3 separate regions of the Homo sapiens genome follow, and regions 2 and 3 are each linked to region 1. A link is a contact called in ENCODE Hi-C or POLR2A ChIA-PET data. All regions are on one chromosome and are shown on one strand. Each heading gives the region's core, a stretch centred on a gene start or an enhancer-like site at or near the end of the contact. The rest is flanking DNA. Distances are from core to core; before and after follow the strand shown.

Region 1 (4,437 bases), core at 610-3,109:
TTTGCTCCCATATGTTTCACTATCAAAGAACATAAAATGAATTCATGCAAATTCTGAAAATTTGGGCTTCTTCTGTAACTTTGTATGATGGGTTTACCCTCTAAGTGTTGCTCCTTGGCCTGATGCACTGTCACTATTCCACTCAGTTAATGGTCCAAAAGAGAAAAGAAAGCATCCTACCATTTTCACAACGTAGAAGGCCATGGCATGTAAGTGTCGGGTAGAAGTTCCACTAACAATCACAAAGTAATCTGTATATCTCATTTCTGGAGGAACCTGGATCACACAAATGTCTCTTGCATTTTCTTGCCTCAGAAGTGAAACCATCATATCGATGTCAAACTTGGGACCAGTATGATCTGAAATGCACAAATAGTTGTTTGTATCAGGATGGCCAAGCAGATAGACGTGTATGCACCCAGAGATGCCGGCAGCTGACTGTTCCTCCATGAGGGTGTTTAGATCCAAAGTGTTTTTACAGATAGCAGGGTAAAGGCCTCCTGGAAGGTGAACCTGGGCAGTAGTATCATAGCACCGCTCAACTTTTATGGTCAGGGTGCTCAGATTACGCAGAGCCACTATACATCCTTCGCTATTAACCATATGCAAGTAGAACCAGACACCAGTGACAAATGACTTTCTACTAATACTTAAAAGGAGCAATACACCACAATCACAGAAATGCTGTGCAAAGAAAAACAGCACCACAAAATGGGTAGGAGGTGATATCCTGGAGCATATTAAATTGAATCTCAGTCATAACGGGTCACAGAATTGTGAGCTGGAAGGGCTCTTAGGCAGTATCTGGTCCACAACCTTCAGTTGAGAGATGAAGAAACTGAGGCCTAGGAGAATTACTGTGGCCTAAGATCAGTCACTGAAAGAGCTACATTTTTGAGTAATTATTATTTTGAACCTTCCAGTTTTCATATAAAACCACCGGGTTATTAACAACTGTTACCTATGAAAATCTAATTTTTTTTCCCGTAAAGATTTAGATATTCTGATCTTCAGCTTGGAGTATTACAGGCTGTAAATTTAAAAGCTCGCCCAAGTTCTAAAGCCGACTCCAAAGGACCTAGTAGCTAAGCCCACTAAGGCCTCTCCCTCTCATACTCTACATTCTTAGATGTGATCTGTTTACCATTCTTAAGTTTCTAAAAACGTCAGCAATAACTAGAGGATATTAACTTGGACCCATCTCCTACTGGCGCTTCCTACGCACCCCTTCGCACCCAGACCCTGGCTCCTCAGAATCCTCAAGCCCCAACAGTCCCCACAAACCCATTTCCCAGGATCCTAGGAAGAGGGTAAAAGGAAGTGAGGACGGTGAGACTGTGATGCCAAGGGTGGGAGATGGCCGTCCGGGAGGCTGGGATTCTGCAGTTCATCTCTTGCCCTCAATTTCTTCACTGTGAAACGGGAAGGTTGGCGCCAACAACCTTTGAAGTCCCTTCCAGCTCTGGATGTGCAGGAGTTTTGTGACTCCAAGAGAAATGCACATAGAGGGGAACCCAGAGCCACCTTGGCTGGGACCTGACTCCAGACTGCCCGGAGAGGGTCGCCTTCGTTCTTCTCCACGCCCGTACCTGCCGCGTCCGATTCTGGGCGTCCCTCGTTGACCGTCCCCTCCGCCCGCTCCTCCAGCCCAGGCTCGCTGTGCAGGCCGCGGACAAAGTTTGGGGTCTGGCAAGCCCGGCAGAACGCTGCTCCTACGGGAAGCCGCTGCACGGCCAGCAGCCGAAGCCCGGGCTCGGCTCCAACCGCGGACCCCGCCACCGAGGAAACCGCCCTGCGCCACATTAGTGGGGCGAGCAGCCGCGCCACACGGCCGCCCGGCCCCATAGCAGCAGCCTTGCGTCGGCGTCGCGGGTGGGTGGTACTTCATGGAGCCCGGCCGGGAAATTCTACGTCGATGCGTGGGCGGAGTCAAGGCCTGAAGGACGGACCATGGGCGGAGTCTGGAGCCCGTGAAGACTGCAGTGACCCGGAAGAGCTACTTGGGGATTAGGGCGTGCGGGAATAAAGAACTAGTGTTGCTTGCCCACCTTGCTTTGCTTTGTGTCGCAGTAGCGCATTACGTTGTCACTTTTTTTTTGGACTCTGTCCACTAATGTGAGGCTCATGAAGGCAATAATTTTTGTTTCATTTTTAACTCTTCTCTCCACAGCACCTAAAACAGTTCCTGGTACTGAATGTCCAGAAGTTGCTGTTAATCTGATTAGGCTGGGATTAGGACATATAATCTACCCTCTCTCATTACCAGAAAATATTCAAGATTCCCTTGCAAATTTGAAATTGCGCGAGGAAAATCTGTTATCCTGGGCTAGAGTGGGGTGGGAGGCAGAGGTGTAAAGGACCATTTGGAAACCGTTCTTAGGTCAGCCCATCATCTACACTCCCTGTATGGAGGAGTTTACGCCCAGGGGCGGTACTGTGGGGACCAGCTCTGTAAGAATAAGGAATTCTGAGGTGCCAGCTGCGGTATTAAGTCACAGGACTTGAGAACTGCGATAGATTCCTGGCACGGGTGGGGGGGTGGGGGGTTTTGGGGGCGTGGGACGCCGCAGGGAAGCAACTTGCCCAGGTCATACACTTACTGACTGCGTCAGAATCAGAAGCCAGTTTCTGGCTTCTGAACTCCAGGCCTGCTAACTGCTGAAAGGAAGGCTTCATAGAGAGCAAATATTTCAAATGCCTGAAACAGTGCCAGACACATAGCAGGCACTCCAAAAATGTTTGCTACATTATTTTAAATAATTCCAAGCACTAATTTTGGGAAGTTTTTTAAAAATAGAGAAATTAAGCATTTGTGTATATCACACCAGATATGTACAACCACTTCAAGTTATTTTTGAAAAGAAGAAAAACATTACAGATTAAGTTTCCTCTGTCCAATTTTAGCCCCATCCTCAATTCCATTTTTCCACAGGCATGAACTTGGCTTTTCTCCCAGCTTCTGGCATCCATTCCGTGTTCCCACCCTTCTCTGAACATCCCAGACCTGCTTTACCACCTGTATTTGCCAGCTCATTTAATGGGTCATTATCCCTTCAAAACTCCCAAACCCTAGACTTCATTCAGTCCAGGATCTTCATACAACAAACGAATCTGTTGTCAAAATCCTGCTTATGTGACCTCCAAAATGTTTCTGTGAGTTCAGCTTCTTGTCTTCATTTCCACTGTTTCTTCCTTAGTCCACACCCTCATTAGTTCTTGCCTAATTACAGAGACTGCCTCCTACCTGGCTTTCCTGTCTCCAGTCTGTTTCTACTCTTTTCATCCTCCATGCTGCCCTTCTATCAACTACAATCATTTTCGCTTTATCTGCTTTTTGCTGTTTTTCAAACTCACCATACCCTTTTTTATTTTTATTTTTTAAAGAGATGGGGTCTTACTCTTGTCACCCAGACTGGAGTACAGTCACACAATCATAGCTAACTACATCCTCAAACTCCTGGGCTCAAGCGGTGCTCCTGCCTTAGCCTCCCAATTAGCTAGGACTACAGGCATGTGGAACCATGGCCAGCTAATTTTTGTTTTTAATTTTTTTAAAGACAGGATCTCACTATGTTGCCCAGGCTGGTTTCAAACTCCTGGCCTTAAGCAATCTACCCCACTGTAGCTGTGAGTATAGGCATAAGCCACCATGCCTGGCAACCTCACCATATCCTTTCAATGCCAAGCTTTGCATATACTTTTTTTTTGAGATGGAGTCTCGCTCTGTCACCCAGACTGGAGTGCAGTGGCACCATCTCGGTTCACCACAACCTTTGCCTCCAGGGTTCAAGCAATTCTCCTGCCTCGGCCTCCCAAATAGCTGGGATTACAGGCACGTGCCACCACCCCCAGCTAATTTTTGTATTTTTAGTAGAGACGGGGTTTCACCATGTTGGCCAGGCTGGTCTCAAACTCCTGACCTCAAGTGATCCACCCGCCTCAGCCTCCCAAAGTGTTGGGATTACGGGTGTGAGCCACCGTGCTTGGCCACTACTCTTTTTAGAGCACCCTTTTCCCATTTTTTCATATGACAAACTCAGACTCACTCTGTAAGACATACCTTAAGCATTAAGATATCTCCCCCTACTCTCTCAGATGGCCCCTCAGAAACCCCTCATCCCTTTGTTCATAAATGTCTTTAACATTTATGTTTGACTGCATGATACCCCACTAGAAAAGACTTAGATTTAATTCCACCTCTTCTGTTTATTAGCAGTGTACTATTGAAGTTCTTAATCTGAGCCTCAGTTTCCTCATCTGTAAAATGAGGGAATGATACCTTCTTCACAGAGTCTCGAAAAATTGGATAAAATATGCAGCACAAATTATATACCATAGTGCTTGGCATGTAGTAATCATATGGAAATTAGTATCTGTCTACAAATTGACCTCATGGAGAGGAAATGGCTTGAACCCAGTCATTATGATAAAGCCCAT
Region 2 (4,441 bases), core at 1,030-3,529, 35 kb before region 1:
GTGTGGTGGCGCAATCTCGGTTCACTGCAAACTCCGCATCCTGGGTTCAAGTGATTCTCATACCTCAGCCTCCCGAGTAGCTGGGATTACAAGTGCGCAGCACCATGCCTGGTTAATTTTTGTATTTTTATTAGAGACAGGGTTTTACCATGTTTGCCAGGCTGGTCTCGAATTCCTGACCTCAAGTGATCCACCCATCTCGGCCTCCCAAAGTGCTGGGATTACAGACGTGAGCCACTGCAGCCGGCCTATTCTTTAGCAAGAAAAATGAAGCCAAAAAGAAGCAATGATAACAACCAGGCGTTGCGATGAGCCGAGGAGGTGGAGGTTGCAATGAGCCGAGATCGTGCCACTGCACTCCCGCCTGGGTGACTAAGCAAGACTCTGTCTCAAAAAAAAAGAAGAGAAAAAAAGAACATACTGTTTTATGTTTGTGAGGGTCTATGATGTTATTTAAAAAAAAAAAAAAATGGTTTAGAAAGTTAAAGATGGACGGGCATTTTGCTCTCAGCACTTTTAAACTGTTCCTGAACTGCATTCTGGTATCTATACTTGCTGATGAGAAGCTTGCTGTTCCTTTGAAGCTATCACAGATTACGTACTAAGATCGTGTTTATCCTTGATGTCTTGTAGGTTAACAGTGAACTTCTGCTTTTATTTTAAATGTATATTGCCTGTCAAGAAGTAGGTTTTGATGGCTAAATGTTTCAAATAATTTTTTTTTTTTAATATATACTACTTCCTTTTTCTTTTAGAATTGTTGCATTTCTCTACTCATGTTTTCTCATTCCTGCTTTGTAGCATGAAAGTAGAAATGATGCATCTCTTCTTTGGATAAATCCCTTGCCTCTATTCCATTCTAGAACTTTGCCTACTAGTTCCCCCACAATATTCTCTTCTTCCCAGAACTTGCCAGGTTGAGTCTCCCCAGAGCCAAAGAGTTGGTTCTTCCAACAGACAAAAAGTCTCTAGTTCCTGCCTAGCAGCTGGCTCGTACAGTACTTAACTGGCAAACTTCGAGTTTATAAATGACAGGAAACGCGCCTTTCAGAAATGCTCAAACAGTAGGGAAGAAGGAATTGGCAGCTAGTGAAGCAGAGCAAGAGCTGGAATTGGCATAGTGCGTGTCGCCTTAGCTGGATGGTCTTGGCAGCATACAGTTGGATTGGCAGAAGTAATCCCAAGGGCTGCTGGCTTCAGTTTTGATAGCCTCTTTGGAGTCTTCTCAGAAGTCTCCAAAATGATAGTGTAATCTTAAAATGGCTAGCTTTCTGCTTATGAAAGAGGCAAGAGAGATTAGCACTTTTTTAGGCTTAAGGTACTCTTTAAGAAACAAAGGGCCAGGCGCGGTGGTTTATGCCTGTAATCCCAGCACTTTGGGAGGCCAAGGTAAGAGGATTGCTTGAGATCAGGCTGGGCAACATAGGGAGAACTCTGTCTCTACAAAAAAAAAAAAACTTTTTTAGATTAGCCGGGGGTGGTGGCCTTTGCCTATCCCAGCTACTTGGAAGGCTAAAGTAGGAAGATCACCTGAGCCCAGGGAGGTCAAGGCTGCAGTGATCCGTGATTGAGCCACTGCACTCCAGCCTGGGTGACAGAGTGAGACCTTGTCCAAAAAAAAAAAAATTATGAGTTGGAAGGAATTTTTTAAATCAGATGAGTGTTTCAGGGAGTCTCTTAGTCTTCCTCCTTAAGATTTCTCACAGTGGGTGCAACTCTTTTGTTGGTAAACAATTTCTAAGTAAGTAACTCACTGTGCACATTTATTATCTCTGAGAAGCCTTGGTTATCTAGTTATGGTGAAAAACTTTCTTTGCCTTTTTTTTTTTTTTTTTTTTTTTAATGTTAAAGACTTCAATATTTTGTTCAGGTCATGGAGTTGAGTAAACTTAGTTTCAGTTCCAGACCAAAATCCATTTAAAAACAACAACAAAAAAACCCAGGAGTATCTATTTTACAAGCCAAAGGGAAACCGTGGCATCCTTCCAGGTACCTGGAGGCTGATCATGTTGGCTGACATGCATGTCTCCATGCCTTTGTGATGTCTTAGATTTTGTCCCCCACAAAGTAAATACACTTAACCTTACTGTTTGCTCATACTTGTATGTCTTCACGATAGATGATTAGGAATTACTCATTGGCAGACTTCACCAGTTATGCAAACTTTCAGTTGAGCAGCTTTGTTCTTCTGTTATTTCAAGCCGTAGTTGAGAGTCTGCCAAGAAGTCCAAAGGAAGTTTTGCCGATAGGCATCTGGCACAAATCCATTGGGAAGCAGCTTATGTCCTGTGAACATCCTTCAGTCCCAAAGAATGTATCCAAGAAAAGGTTCAGACAATGCAACTAGACCTTAACTTAAATGGAAGGAATGTGTAACAAGACTGGGTAACGCTAATGGGCCTTTTCCAACCTAGGTCTCATAGACTTAAATTCAGGTGAAAAAGGCTTATAACTTTTGCTCTGCCTGCTGAGTTTTGCAAGTAAAAATTTAAATTATCTGCCTATTTGGGGTGTCCAAATCCTGACACAGGCTTGTTCTAGCATAGGCTTATTTTAGTCTCGATTTCTTTTCTTTTTTATTTTTTGAGACAGAGTCTCGCTCTGTTGCCCAGGCTCTGGAGTGCAGTGTCATGATCTTGGCTCACTGTAACCTCCACCTCCCAGATTCGAGCGATTCTCCTGCCTCAGCCTCCTGAGTAGCTGGAATTACAGTCACGTGCCCAGCTAATTTTTGTACTTTTAGTAGAGATGGGGTTTCATCATATCAGCCCAGCTGGTCTCGAACTCCTGACCTCAAGGGATCCGCCCGCCTCAGCCTTCCAAAGTGCTGGGAGTACAGGCGTGAACCACAGCACCCGGCTCATGGCTTATTCTGAATCCCATATAAGAATGAAGTGTACCAGAGAGCCAATTTAATGATTGGCAAAAGTTGACAGCATATTTATGTGAGCTGCCTTACATTCCCAGAGGAAAATTTTCTTGAAAAGTAATCTTTGGTTAAGAAGATGCTTCATGGATAGGAAATTGGAGCAAAGGGAATTGGACGACGTTCAGAAATGTCTTCACCAAGCCTCAGACATCTGATGAGTCAACTTTTCTTCAAGACATGATTGCCAACAGCACACATCATTGTCTGTCATTCTAGGGCAGCATCTCCTGGTGTGGAAAAACACTTAGTTTGCTTCTAACTCTGCTGCTTCTATTTGACAAGTTCTGTTGCTTCTGTTTTCATTCCAGGATAGGACATTTTAAAGTCTACACATTGATTCTTCATGTATGTGCCCTTTTTTTCTGTTACATTTTGGTCCTTTTGACCCTTATCTACTGGCCACTATTCCTTTTCCAAAGCTTCACACAACATTTCTCTTAAGTTTATGCTTAAGCTTCATTTTGGGTTTGTTATTTCTCATCAGCAAAACAAGAACATGGACAGCCCTTCATCACTATGTCAGAAAGATAACTTTGTTTTTGTTTCTCACAACAGCAGCCTTGGACGTGTTCCAGGCTAAGACACATGCATGTTCGGGCCAGGCTTTCACTCTGAGGAGGATGCTGCTACATTAGTGTTCTCTGGGGATATTTAGGAATTGCTCTCTGAAACCAGTACCAGGAATAGTCATTTTTTAATAAGTAAATGAATAGTTTTTCTCTCATAGTCATGGGAAATCATGCAACTAACTTTTTAAAAAATTAGCTGCGAGGAAGCTTAAAGCCAGATTTGTATAACAGCATTTTTGGCTTCATCTTATCTTGAGTGTTCAGTTCCCTATGCTCTTATTTCTTCACCTCCTTTGTTTTATCTTTACAGATTATGTGTATTTTATAAGCAGCATAAAATTCTTTTTGGAACAAAGCCCAGGAAACAAATAATTACACAGTCATGACAAAATACTGTGGGGTAAATCTGGGAAAGTTACACATTAGGTTTAGTTTGACCATTGAAAAGGTCTTTATCACCACCAGCTTCCCCCAAGTATATTGTTCAGAAGAACATAATACGGACATTCTTAGTGAGATAAAATATTTAGATCCCACCCTTAATTTTTTTTAAAATGGTCAAGATTAACTTAATGGTCTTGATACAAGGACCAGAATGATGAAGTAATGCTAACATTGAGCACAGTTGATAGTCAGTGTTGGCATTAATTCACTTGGTCTATCCAGTTATAAAATAAAAAAGGCCATAAAGGGATAAATGACACATGGTAATTGTGTGACACACTGGGGGCTGTGAGTTATATAGTATCTTCCAAAGAGAGATGCTGTTCTTCTGACTTAAATAGTGAAGAATGAAATAATTTTATTTTGTGTTCTTTGTTGGTGAAGAGAAACAGAAGTGATCTGGCCAAGCTGTGCAGGACAGGCCCCTAACACAAATCTCCACATAATAGTTTAGTAGGAAGGCAAGTCTTCTTCTGATGTATGTGTTCTAAAAATGCTG
Region 3 (4,177 bases), core at 1,046-3,545, 53 kb after region 1:
TAAGGTGGCTCATGCCTGTAGTCCTAGCATTCTGGGAGGCCAAGGGAGGACTGAGCCCAGAAGTTTGAGGCCAGCCTGGGCAATGTAGTAAGATCCCATTTCTACAAAAAATACAAAAATTATCTGGGTGTGGTGGCACGTGCCTGTGGTCCCAGCTACTCAGGAGGCTGAGGTGGAAGATCACCTTTAGCCCAGGAGTTGGAGGCTGCAGTGAGCTGTGATCACACCACTGCACTCCAGCCTGGGTGAGAGTAAGACCCTGTCTCTAAAAAAATTGATTAAAAAAAAAAAAACCCAATAGTAAGCAGATTTTAAAAGAAAAATAAAAGCCTGTGGGGGTGGGTTTTGGGGGCAATCAATGTGAAGGTAAATTTGAGGTCGCACCCAGTGCTGCAGCCGACTCTGCCTCCACACTTTGGCATCCTTGCTGTGTCCACCAGCAGAGAGGTGGTGGCTGGGCTGCCTCCACCTACCTTGTCCACACTTTCTCCTTCCTTCAGGGCTACGAATGGAAAATGGTAGGAAATCTTTAGTGCTTGATACACTGCTACATTCTGCCTGCCCTTATTTTTTTCTGGGCAGAATATTTAGTCCAGAGCAAGGTGAACCTGGTGAATGGCTGGGTTTTGTTACACTGCCCAAGAGGCTGAGGACTCCTCTCGAGCTGACAGCGCTGATTCGGCCTCCTGCTAATCTGTTTTATTGAGCAGAGCGAAGTGGACTGGTGAAAGAGGGTGGAATAATAGCAGGTGTCCCCCATCGGGTCTATTCTGTGTTCCTTCGTCTTTAAAGTAGCCTGTCCTGGGAGGTATCCTGAGGGTGGGTGCAGGTCTGCCTCCGTAGGAACAATCCCCACCATGCACGTCTCTCACGCCAAGCAGCTGATCTCACAAGAACACAATTACCCAGTTTTGCAAATGAGGAAACGAAAACTCCTCGTTTTGAAGGAAATGAGGAAATGGAGCAAAGCCACTGGAGACCCAGCCCCTAGGCTGGCGGGGAGCCCGAGCCTGTCCAACCCCAAACCCGGGCAGGAAGGACAGAGGTCGGGATGGAAGGCTGCCTCCTCAACTTACCCGCTGTGTGGCTTGGGGCGAGTTCCTTGCCCACTCTGTGGCCCGTGGCCTCGTGTGGGAAGCGGGACCATCACAGTGCCGGGCTCCGCGGGCTGCTAGGAGGACGCGCGGCGCACTGCGGGCCGGGAACGTGCTGCGCGCTGACACCGGGTCAGCTCCCTGTGATGGGACTTCCTTTCCAAAAACGTAGGCGTTTTCCCGGGTCGCAGTCGCAGTCGGGAGACTGAGGGTTAGGGCGCGGCCGCGGGGTCTCCTGGGCCGGGGCGCGGCCCACGTCTCAGGCCTCTGCGGCTCTGACCAGAAGCCGCTGCGCCTTTGGCCGCTTCCCACCCGTCCCGTCCCCGCAATCCCAGGCCCAGGGTTACAGCGGCTCAGCTCTCTTCCTCTCGCGAATCTGCACACTGCTTCAGTGGTCTGGACCCTGGCTGCATAGGCAGATCCCAAGAGGAACTTTTAAAACAAGGATCCTCTGACCCCACTCCCAAAGATTCCGGTTTCATTGCGTGGGTATCAGTATTGTTAAAAATGCCCTGGCCTCTCCTGCCTGACCAGGGTAGAGAGCCTGGGCTTCAGCTCCTCTCCCAGCAAGCTCCTGCAGGTCTGTGAGGAAGCCCCGCAGGAGGAGCAATAGCTTCAGGGCTGGGGAGATTCGTAAATTTGCCTCCAGATTGGAGACCCCATTTCATGTGAGGTCTCCACCCTTTTGGATGGAAGCTGGACATAGTTTAGTTGGTGGAGTTGCTTTGTTCTGTGGCCGGAGGCTGTCCAACCCTCCCCCAACCACTGTCTGGCAAGAATGGGTTGCAATTGCAATGGAAAAGAAGCTTCACAAGAGAAGGGCAGCATAGTTTTTACTTTCCATGAGCCGAAAGCAAAGAATGGAGCTGGAGGCATTTTGCTGTAGTTTCAGCCTTCCCAACAGTTTGCAGAAGAAGAGATGAGTGAGCCAGAGATGAAAGCTTCCTGAAGAACTTCAGTCCAACCTCTAGTTCAGAGGATATTATTAGCCATCATTTCAGCCAATGGCCAGAGAATGGGTTAAACATAGAAATTAAGGGTTACTCACGTTTGGCGGCATCAAGTGGCAATCTTGCAGCCAGGAGCAGAAATCCCAGGAAATAGTAGAGACATTCCATGCTGAATTCTCACGGACGCAGGCACTCAAGGTTTAACTCTGAATTCCTCTGGGCCCGTCCACCAAGAGCAACAGTGTTCTTCTGGCATCTGTGGTGCCTCCCTCTCTATTTTAATTAAATACAGGGCCTCGGGGAGGATCATGTGATGGTATTAAGCGGCACTGCCTGATCTGGTCTCTCAAGTTCAACCTCTTACAACTCATGTGCTTATGACTCACTCCTTCTTGGCATCTATTTATTCACTTTTCAGATGCACATTATTTCAATTTTGTGATTCCACATTTACTAGATTCAAGGAGTTTTTTTCCTATAGACTCTATTTCAATATTCATTTTTTTTTTTTGAGATGGAGTCTCACACTGTCTCCCAGGCTGGAGTGCAATGGCACGATCTCAGCTCACTGCAACTTCCACCTCCCAGGTTCAAGCCATTCTCCTGCCTCAGCCTCCTGAGTAGCTGGAATTACAGGTGCCCGCCACCATGCCCGGCTAATTTTTTGTATTTTTAGTAGAGGCAGGTTTCACTATGTTGGCCAGGCTGGTCTCGATCTCCTGACCTTGTGATCTGCCCGCCTCGGCTTCCCAAAGTGCTGGGATTACAGGCATGAGCCACCGCGCCTGGCTCAATATTCTTTACCAAATAAAATTTCAATCCTCCAGCCTCACTGATTATCGACTTACTGTGGTTCCTATACTGCATCAGGCACCCAGCTCACGTTTAGAGTTCACAGTTACGCACCCTTTCCTAAGATGTAGTTGTCCACCTGCTCCTGTGCTCGTGATTGCTTGTATATTTTTTTCCTCCAAGAGGAAGCAAAGATGGGGGAGGTGTCTTATCAATCATTTGAAATTGTGGAATACATAAGTGGATGATAACATGAATGTTGTGCCAGGATGTGCTGGAAACAGCTGCCCAGGCCTCTGGTAGCTGAGAAATTTACTCAAAAGCACATTTAGAATATCTGTGCAATTCCATATAACTTTTGTAATAACCTGCATAATTTTTGGTAACTGCTCTCAAAGCATTTATGTGTTGCATTACTCAGAGCCAATTGCATAAAACGTTCTGTGTATTTTTTCATATTATAGAAAGCAGGCATTAAATGTACAAACAAGTGTGTCTGTAAGATAAATTTATACAGTCAAATCATTCCTGGTTACAGAGTATGCAGAAAATGTGGCAACATGAAAACTTTACCATATGTGACCTTTCTCAAACTCACATTCACATGGCCATTTTCAGTGCAGTAGAAACCTTGGTTGCAGGTGAGGGTAAAACTTGGGGTATTGATTTATGGTTCAGTGTGTCAAGGAGGAATGGAAATAGCCTATGAAACTAAAATCCATACAGCAGGAGTGGCTGACTTCCATCCCTAAGGCGGCAAACAACTCTGTAGAGTGCCTTTTACAGCCTTTGCAGCAAATATGAAGGGGAAAACAACGAAAGGAACACATTATTCATGACTGAAACAATTTTCAAATATTGATGAATAAAGGAATAATGGAAATACTTATTAGTTTCATGTAATGTAAAGCGAATAATGTATATAGTTATTTGCTTTTTAAATTACTTAAAAACTTTTTTTTTTTTTTTTTTTAGAGACAGGCTCTCACTCTGTTGCCCAGGCCGGAGTGCAGTGGCATGATTATAGCTCATTGCAGCCTTGAACTCCTAGGCTCAAGTGATCCTCCCACCTCAGCCTTCCAAGTAGGTAGGACTACAGGCACACACCACCACACTCGGCTAATTTTTTATTTGCTTTTTATTTTTTGTAGAGACAAAAATCTCACTATGCTGCCCAGGCTGGTCTTGAACTCCTGGCCTCAAGTGATCTTCCCACCTCAGCTGCCTACAGCACTATTTGCTTTTTATGACAAACACATAACTTTTACAATTAAAAAAAAACACCTTTTCAATTTAAGGAAAAGCTACTATTAACATTTTTAAAGATATTTTTGTCCTTTG

The links. A loop is a pair of places that touch in the nucleus more often than their neighbours do. ChIA-PET counts read pairs that join two places held with the same protein, here RNA polymerase II (POLR2A). Pooled maps may share reads with other maps.
Region 2: a map of PC-9 shows a loop between it and region 1 (3-fold over the local background). The contact joins the enhancer-like site here to the promoter of MALSU1 in region 1. A Hi-C loop is called at or near these places in 15 of 168 maps with a recorded cell type or tissue (B cell, CD4-positive, alpha-beta T cell, CD4-positive, alpha-beta memory T cell and 11 more), 8 of 37 single-sample maps with no recorded cell type and 23 of 50 pooled maps. POLR2A ChIA-PET finds 5 or more read pairs at or near these places in 27 of 52 experiments (A549, B cell, BJ and 23 more).
Region 3: a loop to region 1 is called in a map of chondrocyte, with 3 times the contacts of the local background. The contact joins the promoter of GPNMB here to the promoter of MALSU1 in region 1. A Hi-C loop is called at or near these places in 2 of 168 maps with a recorded cell type or tissue (chondrocyte and transverse colon) and 7 of 50 pooled maps. POLR2A ChIA-PET finds 5 or more read pairs at or near these places in 4 of 52 experiments (B cell, MCF 10A, PC-9 and 1 more).

Annotation. Positions count from the first base shown.
Region 1 is chr7:23,296,761-23,301,197 of GRCh38, reverse strand. It overlaps MALSU1 (mitochondrial assembly of ribosomal large subunit 1), which reads right to left and starts at 1,859. Exons shown (of 4, transcript NM_138446.2): 1 at 1,590-1,859; 2 at 181-359. The coding sequence starts at 1,845. RefSeq lists an enhancer at 1,553-2,042.
Region 2 is chr7:23,332,474-23,336,914 of GRCh38, reverse strand. The region is part of intron 10 of IGF2BP3 (insulin like growth factor 2 mRNA binding protein 3); the gene reads left to right. Among named protein-coding and RNA genes, the nearest start is that of MALSU1, 35 kb to the right of the region's middle. RefSeq lists a silencer at 951-1,245. Within about 2 kb of position 2,279, at least 14 of the 41 ENCODE cell types and tissues checked have a DNase peak (open chromatin) inside an H3K27ac peak, as active enhancers do; they include PC-3, PC-9, Panc1 and 1 more, where a contact is called at or near this core.
Region 3 is chr7:23,244,893-23,249,069 of GRCh38, reverse strand. GPNMB (glycoprotein nmb) reads right to left here and starts at 2,295. Exons shown (of 11, transcript NM_002510.3): 1 at 2,143-2,295. The coding sequence starts at 2,212. RefSeq lists an enhancer at 724-843.